Regions from separate parts of the Homo sapiens genome. Here all the other regions are linked to region 3. Evidence: chromatin contacts called from ENCODE Hi-C or POLR2A ChIA-PET data. All regions are on one chromosome and are shown on one strand. The core of a region is the stretch at or near the end of the contact, and the rest is flanking DNA. Distances in the headings are between cores, read along the strand shown. Region 1 overlaps SCFD2 (sec1 family domain containing 2). Region 2 overlaps SCFD2 (sec1 family domain containing 2). Region 3 overlaps USP46 (ubiquitin specific peptidase 46).

Region 1 (3,888 bases), core at 554-3,053, 330 kb after region 3:
TATCTAAAAGCATTAAGATTTTTAAAAAAGACATAAAATGGGAAAAAAGGAGAGGGGCAAGAATCAGGGGCTAGAAAGGCAGAAAAAAATTACCTTTCTTGTTTAAGCTTTTTAGAACTTTTTTCTTTATCTATTTTTAATTGTAACCAAAAGCATAGTAAACGATGTAAATATTAATTCATAGAGAAGTTGATAGGTTTTCCTACTTGAATGGGAATATGGGGAAAAAAAAAACCCTCTAAATTTTCTACTGAAAGAACTAAGTACAGAACAACTGGATTACATTGTGTATTCAGAGAGCACAATTTGGTAAAGACTTTCTCAGGCACGAAACAGTACTTGTGCCTTCTTAATAAAAAAAATTTCCAGTTAAGTTTTAATGAGGAGAACCTTTGGTTTCTGTCTCTCAGCCTCTTAGTTTGGACCATTTTGTGCCCTAAATCATGTCACTGAAATCTGGTTAGAATGAACTGCTTGGCAATGACTTCTTAGATGGGAACCCTCTGACTTGCATGAAATTTTCTACTCAGCCAGGAATGACTCACTTCTCAGCAAAGGACCCTGTAGAAGGTGGTGATAGTGGAGACAGATGTGATTTCTCTGGTGCCCTACTCAAAGATTCTCTCGCATGCTAGGAAGGGCCAGAGGAGAGATTAGCCATATAGTTTGTCTCCATATTAAGAGGGTAAACCATAGTAATTTAGTTTTCCTAATCAAACACTCTCTGCCAGTTCACCTTTTTGGGAGATTGGGAGAGGAATTAAAAACTCAGAAAAATTTGTTCTTTCCTTTTCTTGCTGGTCATTTATTTATTCCTTATATCTCTGGATATCCAATGTGGGCTGGCAATAGGAGATCTGTGCCCTGCCCAATCATTCAGGGACCCAGGTTCCTGCTACACCAGGGATCCCCAACCCCAGGCCATGGACCGCTACTGGTTCGTGGCCTGTTAGGAACCGGGCCACACAGCAGGAGGTGAGCAGTGAGTGAATGAGTGAAGCTTCATCAGTATTTACAGTTGCTTCCCACCACTTGCATTACCGCCTGAGTTCCGCCTCCTGTCAGATCAGTGATGGCTTTAGATTCTCCTAGGATCACAAACCCTATTGTGAACTGCGCATGTGAGGGTTCTAGGTTGCATGCTCCTTATGAAAATCTAATGTCTGATGGCCTGTCACTGTCTCTGTCTCCCATCACCCGTAGACAGGACTGTCTAGTTTCAGGAAAACAAGCTTACCTCTCCCACTGATTCCATATTATGGTGAGTTATATAATTATTTCATTATATATCACAATGTAATAATAGAAATTAAAGTGCACAATAAATGCAATGTGCTTGAATCATCCTGAAACCACACCGCCCCACCCTGCACCGCCTGGTGCCTTCCACAAAAGAGGTCCCTGGTGACAAAAAGGTGGGCACCACTGTGCTACACCATTCCCTAGAGCATTAGAATCCTACACTGAAGACTTTACCTCTCATCAGCAGATGATGAATGAGAGAGAGAGTATGAAGGATTTCCAGAGACTTTATGGGTCCAGCCCTAAAGTGATATGTATCACTTCCACCGCAGTTCATTGGCCATAACTAGTCACAATTCTACAAAGGAACCTGGAAAAAGGAGTCTAACTGTTTGCTACAGAAGAAAAGGCAATGGAGTTTTGGGAATACACAGGATGGTCTCTGCCATAGACACACTGTTAAGTTTTGATTGGAACATTAATGTAAATATTTCCTTAACAACTGGCAAGCTGCAGGTTGTAGGTAAAAGATTATTAAACCCTTTTCCCTTCTGCATAAGAATTTAACCTTTGGTTAACTTTTTATCTCTGTTTCCCTGGAAACCTGATAAAGGAAGAATGTCAAACTATGCAGCCAGGCAAGATTGCTTATGACAAAAATGACCGCTGGTTGGTAAACTGCATTAAACTGAAAGAACTATAAAAATTTGATAGAAAGCCAGAGCTTTGGGCTTCTCTGAGTATAATGATTCTTGAATAATAACTGGACTTGTCCCTTGGAGGAGTGCTGGAAGCTATGTCTGTGGAGTTCTTACAGAGGAATTAGCTCCTACAGGATATGAGGTTTTTAAGCCAGGGGACTGGTGTATTCATCCCATGTGAATCTAGCTCTCTCACTCCTGAGCTGTCACCTTGAAACCAGTCCAAGTAGCTCCTCAGTAGCTGCGTGGACTGCTTCAAGCTTCATGGATGGTCATAGGGACTACTCCAAGGAAGAAAAATGCCTTATGCTCCCCTGATGGGGAGCTACTTTCCTGTCTCGGGCACACTTGTGTCAAGTGGGAGCCATGACCACAGAGCTGACTTATTTGTTAGATACAAACATACAGTGCCTTGGGCCCACATTCCTTTTGAGGGCCCATGAAAATACATTTTTTTAAATCAGAAGAAAAAATACTTTAAGGTGAAAGTGATGTTTTCATATGTAATATTGATATATTTATTTTTACACCAGTGCAATTGTACCATATGCTTTTTACTATTTTTTATTTTTACAAAAAAAGGGGCCCATGAAGGTCATATCGTGGCCCTGTATGAGAGCCTCATGAGGCTGGCCTGATAGCTTGGTAGAGCTTAAAGAGACCCCTTGATGGCTGATACACATGGAATAGCTGAAGTTTCAAGAAATGAATCCTTAAAAAAATACCACATTTAAGTAAAATATGATAACTAAAATACTGTGTCAATGTCTCTGGTTATTCTTTTGGGGTGAACATACTGTGTGGTGGGTCTGGAAGATTCTTTTGTTGACTTGAATGTTAGCTCTTCAGGAAAAGCAGTGAGTATAGCAGCAGTTCCTGACATAATATATAGTAAGTCAGATACAATCTTGAGAAACCAGTGTAACTACAACATCTTGAATTTGGTGCACCTTAAAAATGACTTAGGATAGCAGTTTCCAAGAAAACCCAGTTGTGGCCACAGTCACATCTCCATCAGCTGGGGCTGCTGACCTTGTTTTTGCTGTTACTGTTGGCATAGCTGGGGGCTCAGTTCTGATAGTGAAGATGTCTGCTTCTCCCTTTTCTGCAAAATTGACTCTGAACAACCAGCCTCTCAGAAAAACCAGGCTTACTGGGAGGGTATTCATTTTGTTTCAACCCAAGACAGCACAGAAAAACATCTGTTCAAAATTGCTCATGGCTTTGACTAATCCATGGCTCATTTATTTTTATTTTTTGCTATAAGATGACTGTTTTTTCTCCTTTCATCTTCTTAAAGGAAACAATTTATTTGTAGATTTAAAAATGGTTCATTTGTCTGTCTGTTCATCCATCCATCCATCCATCCACCCACCCAGGCTTCAATCCAGAAGCAGATTAGTTTTTAAAAATTTGAGTATAGCCCCTTCAATTCAATATGAGGAAGGTGAAGCCCAAACACATTAACATGTTTGCTTGAGTTCACACAGCCAATTAGAAGTAGACTCAGGACAGAGCCAAGTTTCCTGGCCCTCAATTTAGTCCTACCCCATGCTGATTCCTTCAGAAAAGATGCTAGCAGTTCTGTTAGAAAGAATCAGGAGGAGCAATAGAACTTAGCACTTGGAAAAGAACAACTGGAGGCCAGGGCTGGGCACTGTTGACAAAAGAGGCCAGGCCTAAAGCCTGTTCAGAGAGCCACATTTCACTGGGCACAAGATGAATCAAGCCTCCTCAGGCACTGCTGGTTCAAAATGCTCTTGTTCAACATGCCAGAGGCACAAAGTACAGTATGTGTCTGTGGAAGGTTTTTTGCAGCTCAGCCCTGCTCTTCAAGATGCATGCCAAGGCAAGCCATGCGAGAGCCATACAGTATTTTGTCTGAAAGCCCCGTATAAGCTCCCTGCCCTGAGACATCTGCCTAATATCCTCCTGGTGTCACAGT
Region 2 (3,952 bases), core at 981-3,480, 370 kb after region 3:
GGTCTTCTTGCTACTAATTTTGCTGAGTCCCATTTCCCAGAAGAAAGAGAAAGACTATAATATAAGAAACAGATCTCACAGCCTCCATGTGAAACAATGATTATTATTGCTAATATTTATTAAATGAGTACTAATGTGGTAGACCCTCTGGTAAGCCCTTCATGTCTTCTATAACATTTAACTTCTCACAATGGCTCTATAAAATAGGTGCTGTGCCTAGCGTCAGTTTTCATGCGTGGGAACTGAGGCACAGAGGGGTTAAGTGATTTGTTTCAGGGAACACCACTGGTAAGTAACAGATCTAGAAGTCCAACCAAGCAGTTGAACACCAGAGCCTCTGCTCTTAGCCTTACTTTAAATACCTCTGAAAATTGGCTTTGTGTTAACACAACCTGATAGGACATTCATAAAAAGACCCCAGCAGCAGATTCTACCTCAGCAATGTGGAACAGAAAAAATAATGTATTTATACATAGAGAAATAAAAGAAAATAGCTTTTCCATGATGACTTTGGGACAAAGACAGTGGTCAGTAATAATGATTTGGGGCTGAGAAAAATATCCATTGCGTGCCCAAGTTAGCATGCTCTAATTGAAGGAAAGGCAGCTACTTGGCTGTGGGAATACTTCCTAAGGACAGAAGATAATCCCTTACATTAACCTGGTGTCCCACAGTAGGCTGAGATACCTATTGCTGTGGTCAGCAACACCATGGAGGCTTCACTGTGGGACTTCAGATTTGTTGGTGAAGAGAAAGCTATGGGGGTCCCACTCTCCCTCCCAGCTTGAGGTCTCTGAGATGCAACACAAGGAGCCTTGGAATGAATTTCTCCACAGCCAGAGCTCTAAATCTGGAAGAAGCCCAAGACTACTGCTGGAGCTCACAGAATGGTCATCCCTGGAGCAGCAGCCATCTCCCCTACATCCTACCTGCCTCCCCATCATACTTAGAAGGCAAACCTCCTTCCCCTTGGAGCCTGGAAGGGGAGCGGTGGCTGAGGAACCAGAGGAAAGCAAGGTGGCTTCATGACAGAGGTCAAGGGGACTATGTTAGATAGGGCTTTTTATGGCAAGTGACAGAAATCCAGCTTAAATTATCTTAAGGAAAAGAGGAAAATGTACTGGCTCAAGTAACCAGGCTGAGGGAAGGGCAGGTGGCCACCAGGGTCCTGGGACAGTGCAACGAGGACTTGGAACCCACCAGGCCCTTTCTGTCTCTTGTCTCTTCTCTCTAAGGCTCAGTTTAATTCTCCTGCAGATTGGTGCCTTCCTTGCAGTATAAAAACATGGCTGCCAGCTGCTCTCATGAGCACCTCTTCCCAGCTTCATGATTAAGAAGGAATGCTCTTCCTTCCATTCCAGTTAGTAAAGTCCTAGACAAGAAAGCCAAATGGCCCAGTCCTGTGGGCAAAAAGGTGAAGCACTATAAAAGACAGTTCCCATTAACATCAAGTGGAGGAAGAGGAAGAGTAGCTGCCCATGAAGGATTCTCAGAAGGAGGGCTGGGTGCCCAGCAGGCAACAGCACAGATGTCCACCAGATAAGGATCTTCCAGTCCTGGGCCCCCAAGCCTCTGCAGTATGGTGGGAGCTGCCCCGGGTGAGCAGCAGGGGAAAAGAAACAGGGATGAGACAGCAGGGCTGGAGTTGCTGAAATCCTGGCAAAATTCGATTTGTGGTCAGAATGAAACATGCCTTCATAACTCAGGTCTTCAATGCTTTGGGGAACTCATGTGGCTTGGGAGGCTGAAGGCACACAAGAGAGGAGGGCAAGGGGATCAGAGACACCCCACAATTCCAGAAACCACCCTGGGCTTCAAATGCAAATGTTGCTGACATGCAGAAGGAGTGGGGTTGTAAACATAAGGGTTGGAAAAAAAAAAGAACGCAGTCTGGTTGCAGTATTTCCACCTGAGCCCTGCAGAGCTGTTCTGCCAGACAGTCTACAAAGCATGCACCTGGGTCTGCAAGTGCTGGGTGTGTGCTTCTATTTAATAAATAACCCTGGCACACTGTATAAACATCAGATGAACATGAAAGCTGCAACATCTGGAGAACTGTCACCATCTGCCACTCTGAGGGGAGCATTTAAAGAATCAGCGGGATAGGAGCGGTATGTGGCCTGAGTTAAAAAAAAATGTTGGCAGCTGCTGCCAGCTATCAGTTGCTGCGAATAGCAGTGGTTCTTCCTGACGTGGCAGTTTATGGACTTTCACAAATCCCGGGTGACCCCTCACAAAGGCGGAGGCCAACATACTAACCGGCTCCAATAGCCATCACTCACCAAGTGCGTTTACAAGGCTTTGTTCCTGTCTCTTTTGTGGCCTCACAATGGCAGATGCACACCAGGTCCCACAACCAGAGAAAAAGAGAGGGAGGTTACTCGTGGAGATGTCAGAAAAAGTACTCCCCTTGTGCCTGACTTCTTTGATTAAACCCTTGTTTGATTTTGTCCAGAGAGGCAAGACTTCAACATGTAGCTCTAAGTGCTGGGCCAGGCACCCCAGGTTTAGATGAAAAACTAACGCTGATAGAGGTATGTGTTTACATCAGACCGAGGTTATACTTACATTTTTCATTTGTTAATATAAATCTAAGTTAACCACCTCAAGCGGGACTCAGCAAGGGCTGCTCTTTATTAATGGGCTGGTCGTTGCTGTTTTTAAGAGAGTGTCATTAACCCTAACATACGGGCTCCTTGTGTAATTGAACAGTAAATGTGATTATGATCCCAACTGCCATCTCCAGGCACTTCTTGGAACACAAGTTCTTTGTACAGGAGAAATAGTCAGACACAAAGGAAAAAACGTTCATTTTCTCTTATTGTATCAAAATTGTTCCTTTAGATTAAGCAGGGTTATTCTTATTCCCCAAGGTGGGAAGCAAAAACAAAGACACTTTAAGTCCAATTAGAAAATACACTCATGCGTAAACATTTGATTCCAGTCTTTATTGCAAGGTTATGAACTTGTGCTTACATATTAAAATCTGACTGAGTTGTGAGGCCCTTTTGTTAATACTATAAGGCAGGCTCCATGTGTTTGTTTATTTCTGGGAAGGAAAGAATTAACTGGGCTCTTATCCCAGCTCTGTCTCAAATCAGGTACTTTCCTCACTTATTAATGGAGGAAGGGAGAGTGCCGGACAAGATGTTTTCTGACGTTCCTTTCAGCAGTAACATTCCATAACATGGTGACATTTTTTATGTTGTCATGACTGGCCTTTCATTACGGTTTCACCCCCACCCTCAACAAGTGACGTTCATCGGCTTACCGTCAGATCCAACATCCCCATGTCTACAGATCTCACAGCCACCATAGGCACAAGGAGAAAGGAACAGCTCTCGGAGGAGCGACTCTAACTTGGGAGTAGTTGAGTCCCACATCAGCCACCCATGGCCAGAAATACGGGAGGAAACGTGTGGCTAGAGCAGAGGACAGGTGTCTCTGTACACCTCTCCTGTTCCCCAGAGATGCCTTGCCATTCCATCTCAAATGGCTCTTACACTTTTTGGAAAGCTCTACAGGTAAATACGTTTCAAACATGGAGATAATTTACCATAAATGAGAACAATAAGCTGATAATCACTGATAATCACATTTAAATATTAACCTGAACTCATTATGTATTAGGCATTATGCAGAGTGCTTTATGTGTATTATCATGTGTAATCCTCCCAATAACTCTTGACAATTGGTATTATTACACCTACCTCACTGATTAAGAAACTAAGGCTTAGAGAGGAAAAGTAATTTGCAGAGTGCCTCATGGTTCAGAGGTGGTCACGTTGGCATTTGAATCCAGAAAGTCTGACTCTTGAGTCCATATGTTTAACCACTATGCTATGATGCCTCTTACAAGACAGGCAGACAGGCAAAGCTCTGGACAGGGTGTCAAGAGGCTTCGGTTCTAGTCTCAATCTGTAATGGCTGTGTGATGTTCAACAGGTCACTG
Region 3 (4,300 bases), core at 986-3,485:
ATCCTCCCACCTCAGCCTTCCAAATAGCTGGAACTTCAGGTGCATGCCAGGAAGCCTGGCTAATTTTTCTAATTTTTGTAGAGATGGAGGTTTAACCATGTTGCCCAGGCTGGTCTCAAACTCCTGGGCTTAAGCGATCTGCCTGCCTTGGCCTCCCAAAGTCCTGGGATTACAAGCGTGAGCCACCATGCCCAGCCGACTTTCTGTCCAATACTTCATTCCTCCATATATGTAAATGGAGAAGAGAAAAAAATCCTGTACCTAATGTAATTAAAGTTCTATTATGTAGCTTATAGTCTGGGATCAGCTGACATAATTACAAATAAATGCCTCTAGCAAAATTAAAGCAGGAAAGCTTCAAAATGCAAAACTATTTTCCAGAAATTCTAAAACAGTAAATGAGTTCCTATCCCATATCACTTTTGAGAGGTCTCACAGTTTTTGCCTACAAAAATCAAAACTTACAAAAAATTGTAACCAAAACTTGAATAGCAGAAATAAAATAGGATATTTGTTCTCAGGTAGGGGAGGACTATAAGGATTAAAATTATGCTTTGCCACTTTAGTTGGCTTGCCATGAGGTTCTTTTCTTGTACCTCCGAAAATCAGAAAGTGGCTTTCAGATCTTTTATTTAAACCCTTACATCGATTTCTCAAATATTCCATTTTCTTTCCTTTCTTCTTCTTCTTTGTTCTTCCGTGAAAAGAAAATTTCAGGACCTTCCCTATTTATTATGCCAAGGGCAAAAGTTAAGCCCTGGAAACTGAGTCACAGTTGTTTTTCTTCTCTGGTGAATGACCGTTGCTTCTTGACCTTTGTGTTGAGATGTTATACATTAACGAGACTCCCTAATCTTTATGCAAACCTAAGCTAAATGAGATGGAGACCCTCATGATTTTCACCTCTTTACAATTGGATGTTAAGTAATCCTTTGGAGTGTAATCAATAGTAGCCAATCAAATCCTATAGCTCTGTGTTAGCCTTTGTATGGAGAATGTTGTGATTCTGTTCTACACCTGTTTTTGCCTATATAAATAATCTTCACTTATCCCCACACCGAGAGCACTAATAATCATTCTCTGGTATCCGGGTGTGCCTGGACAGCTACCCTCAATCTTTGCACTTAAACTCTTTTAATTGGATCCTGACTCCTTTATTTTAGGTTGACCCTTCCTTTCCTGCTTTGTAACATTAAAAAGCTAAATAGGAGTAAGAATCACCTCTCTTCTTCTTAGATTTCTCCATGTTAGCCCCACACCCCCTTGTCACGCATTTGTTTTAACTCGACAACCCTTTCTAGGCACCAGCTTCAGAGAGGGACAGGACACTGTCTTCATGGAGCCCGTCTTCTTCTCTCTTTTCATGATCTCTTGTTCCATTGCCCCGTCTTGCAGAAAGGTAAGGGCTTGTTTAATTTCAGCCTTGGTTTGGATTCAAGATCACTGTTGTCACATTTGGGAGTGTTTTTTTAAAAAAAAAACAAAACACATAGACAAGTAATGCAAACAAAGTAAGAGCAAGACTTGTGCAGCAGCTCTTTTGAGGACAATCAGGAGGTGTCTGGGGGGCCCTTCCCACTAGAGGGCACTGGACCCTGTCCCTGCATCTTCAGTCGTCTCTACTGCCACATGCCCTGTCCACACCAGGATGACCCCTCCCCACCCCAGCCCTATGACTCTGGAAAGCTCTTCAGCACACATAACAGGATCCAGACAGAACTTGGACCTTCTCTGCTGGAGCAAATTGGAATTCCTGAAATTGATTGAACCCTCCATACAGAGGGAGCTCAGTCCGCATCTCCTCGGTTTAAGGCCCTGCCTCAAATAGGGGTTCTGATCCCTCAGGAAAGCAAGGGCTCGAGACACAGACAAACCTGAGCCTGAGGGACTCTAAGGGGAGGTGTGGAGGTGCCAGGAACTATGAACAATGAGCAAAGCATGTCAGTTGTACCAGGGCATGCCCACCATCACACTACATGCTTTCCAGCATTTCTATTTATTACAAAACTGCTTTGACCTTGTTTTACAGGTTAGGAAAAACTGAAGTCTAGATTTCTCCAGTTACTTGTAAGAAGCCTTCTTTGGTGTCTGGGCCAAAACCACCAACCCCGTGGGCAGGACGAGTTGCTGCAGATCAATGAGGTGCCAGCACACCAGTAGCCATCCTGTTTGTGTGTATGACGCTCCTTTCCCCCTTGCCCTCATGAGAACAGCAGACCTCAGGAAATGACTTCTCAGTCTAGCACTTTCCAGCCAGACCATTAGGAAAACAACTGTGGTTGAACAAATGCTCAGTGCATTGGGAGACCACACACTGGGGGACTGTGGGGCATCTCAGTAAGCAGCTGTCAGAAGAACTTTGAGGATGGAGGCCTTGCTTAGGTCATTCGTGGGAGTGTTCCACGAATAGGGGTGTGCTTTGGATTGGGTGTTGTCAGGAAGTGGGGGAGATTATCTGATTGAGATGGTAGTAAATCTCATGTAGCACAGATGAGAGCAAAGCTAAAATGGGAACTGGTGAAGGGCAGCAGGCACTCGGATGAAGAGTTTGTGATTTCGTGGTTTACATAGTGACCTTGTGTTTGTCTATGCTGGGATAATTATTAAGTGGTCTTGTTTTTTGTCTAACTTCATCACAGTCACGGCATGACCTTGTCTGAGGGTGGTGTTCTGTGCGATTTACGTGGAACAAGAAACACCACAGCCCAGTGATGAACGCCAGGATGCCTCCTGACAACATCAGAGGGCGGCTGTCTCAGGCTAGCCCCTGGCTGTCAGGGGATGCTTGTTTTTCTCATGTCTTCAGCGTCATCTTTCATGCCTAGGAAATGTTAGGAAATGTTGTGGGGAATAAATAGAACAGTAGAGCCTAGTATCCCAGAACTACTTATGATTTAAGTAGCTAAGATTATATACTTTCCATTGTTTTGCCAATTGGTCTGTCTCCCTTGGGGACTTGTGTGGAAAATGGCCCCTTCACCAACTACCACTCATCAGCACCCTACCCCAATACTATGTCCAACATCTGACTTAGGCAAACCAGGAAGCAAAGGCCAGGACTGAACTAGGATCTCATGCCTCCTGATCCTTTGCTTTCCCATATGCTAGGGGGATTGCATCGGCTGGTGATCAACCCACACTGGAACCTGAACTCCACTGAATTGAATCTAAAATTCCATGGGAGAGCGAGGTCAGGGAAACAGCAGAAAGAGCAGAGAATGTGTAGGTTTCCTGTCAGCGACAGACAAAGTGGGGTCTACCTAAGTCCCAGCTAACCTTGCAAAGCACACACACACAGGTGTTGGGCAGGCGTTGCGGCAAGACCCAAGGCTAGAAGCTAAGCAGTATTAGGAGTCTTAACTTTATTCCCCTCCTCTTACCCCCGAAACTCACAGCCCCTTATTCTTCTACATTATGTACACATTTCCATCTGAGGGGAGGTTGTATGGTGAATTCATTCTTCATAAACCTTCACAGACTCCTCAGATGACATAATCAGTTAAAAGTCAAAGTCAATCAATAGCCATACAGGAAGAGGGTTTTCTCTCCCTTCTACAGCCTTCACCCTTCTGCTGAAGTGTCATACATCTGTGAAAGGAAAAGAACATCTTGGGACCCCAAACTCACTATACCAAAGGGAAAAGTTAAGCTTGGAAGCTGGGTCACAGAACACTGTCTTTCCTTTTGTTCCTAAACAGATAGCTACAAGAGGCCATGTCTCCCCAGGTGGCCTCCCCAAGTATGGGACAAGAGGAGAGTACAAACCATCCCCACTGCCCAGCCTGAGATAAATGCATATTTGACTTCTTCCCCTATTCTGTTTATCTTTTGTAAAGTGCAGTTTTACTGAGCAGGGGACATACATAATCGACTGTTCCTCTACCCATTCCTTGCCACGTGCAACACATGGATTCAGTGAGTGTGAATCAAAGCCTCCTAAGAATGTGACCATGCTCTCCCTCTTTTTTTTGTTCTTTCCTCCTTTCTCCTCCTGCCTACTTTTCCCCTTTAAATACTGAAGCCCTCAAAATCCTCTTTGGAGAAAGTAGGGGCCATAGATCATACTGTAGCTTGTGTCTCTTTTCCCTAGTGTGTCTTCAACCTTGGCAAAATAACCTGTACATTGATTGAGACTTGGCTCAGTCTTTTGGTTTACATGTCAAAGCTGCCACATATGACATACCTAGCCTAGCAATTTATACTTAATATTTGTTCTCTGGGCTTTGGGGTAGCAGAGATAGAACAATATACTGAAGCCATTTCTCTTCAAAGAGTTTTCAAACAATTTATTTCACAGGAG

Evidence for each region. A loop is a pair of places that touch in the nucleus more often than their neighbours do. ChIA-PET counts read pairs that join two places held with the same protein, here RNA polymerase II (POLR2A). Pooled maps may share reads with other maps.
Region 1: a loop to region 3 is called in a map of Caco-2, with 4 times the contacts of the local background. The contact joins two enhancer-like sites. A Hi-C loop is called at or near these places in 1 of 168 maps with a recorded cell type or tissue (Caco-2) and 4 of 50 pooled maps.
Region 2: a map of cardiac septum shows a loop between it and region 3 (2.4-fold over the local background). The contact joins two enhancer-like sites. A Hi-C loop is called at or near these places in 1 of 168 maps with a recorded cell type or tissue (cardiac septum). POLR2A ChIA-PET finds 5 or more read pairs at or near these places in 1 of 52 experiments (H1).

The regions. Positions count from the first base shown.
Region 1 is chr4:52,912,293-52,916,180 of GRCh38, forward strand. The region is part of intron 6 of SCFD2 (sec1 family domain containing 2); the gene reads right to left. Among named protein-coding and RNA genes, the nearest start is that of SCFD2-AS1, 13 kb to the right of the region's middle. Within about 2 kb of position 1,804, at least 2 of the 41 ENCODE cell types and tissues checked have a DNase peak (open chromatin) inside an H3K27ac peak, as active enhancers do.
Region 2 is chr4:52,955,294-52,959,245 of GRCh38, forward strand. The region is part of intron 5 of SCFD2 (sec1 family domain containing 2); the gene reads right to left. Among named protein-coding and RNA genes, the nearest start is that of SCFD2-AS1, 30 kb to the left of the region's middle. Within about 2 kb of position 2,231, at least 3 of the 41 ENCODE cell types and tissues checked have a DNase peak (open chromatin) inside an H3K27ac peak, as active enhancers do.
Region 3 is chr4:52,586,701-52,591,000 of GRCh38, forward strand. USP46 (ubiquitin specific peptidase 46) reads right to left here. Exons shown (of 9, transcript NM_022832.4): 9 at 4,260-4,300. Among named protein-coding and RNA genes, the nearest start is that of USP46, 70 kb to the right of the region's middle. Within about 2 kb of position 2,236, at least 7 of the 41 ENCODE cell types and tissues checked have a DNase peak (open chromatin) inside an H3K27ac peak, as active enhancers do.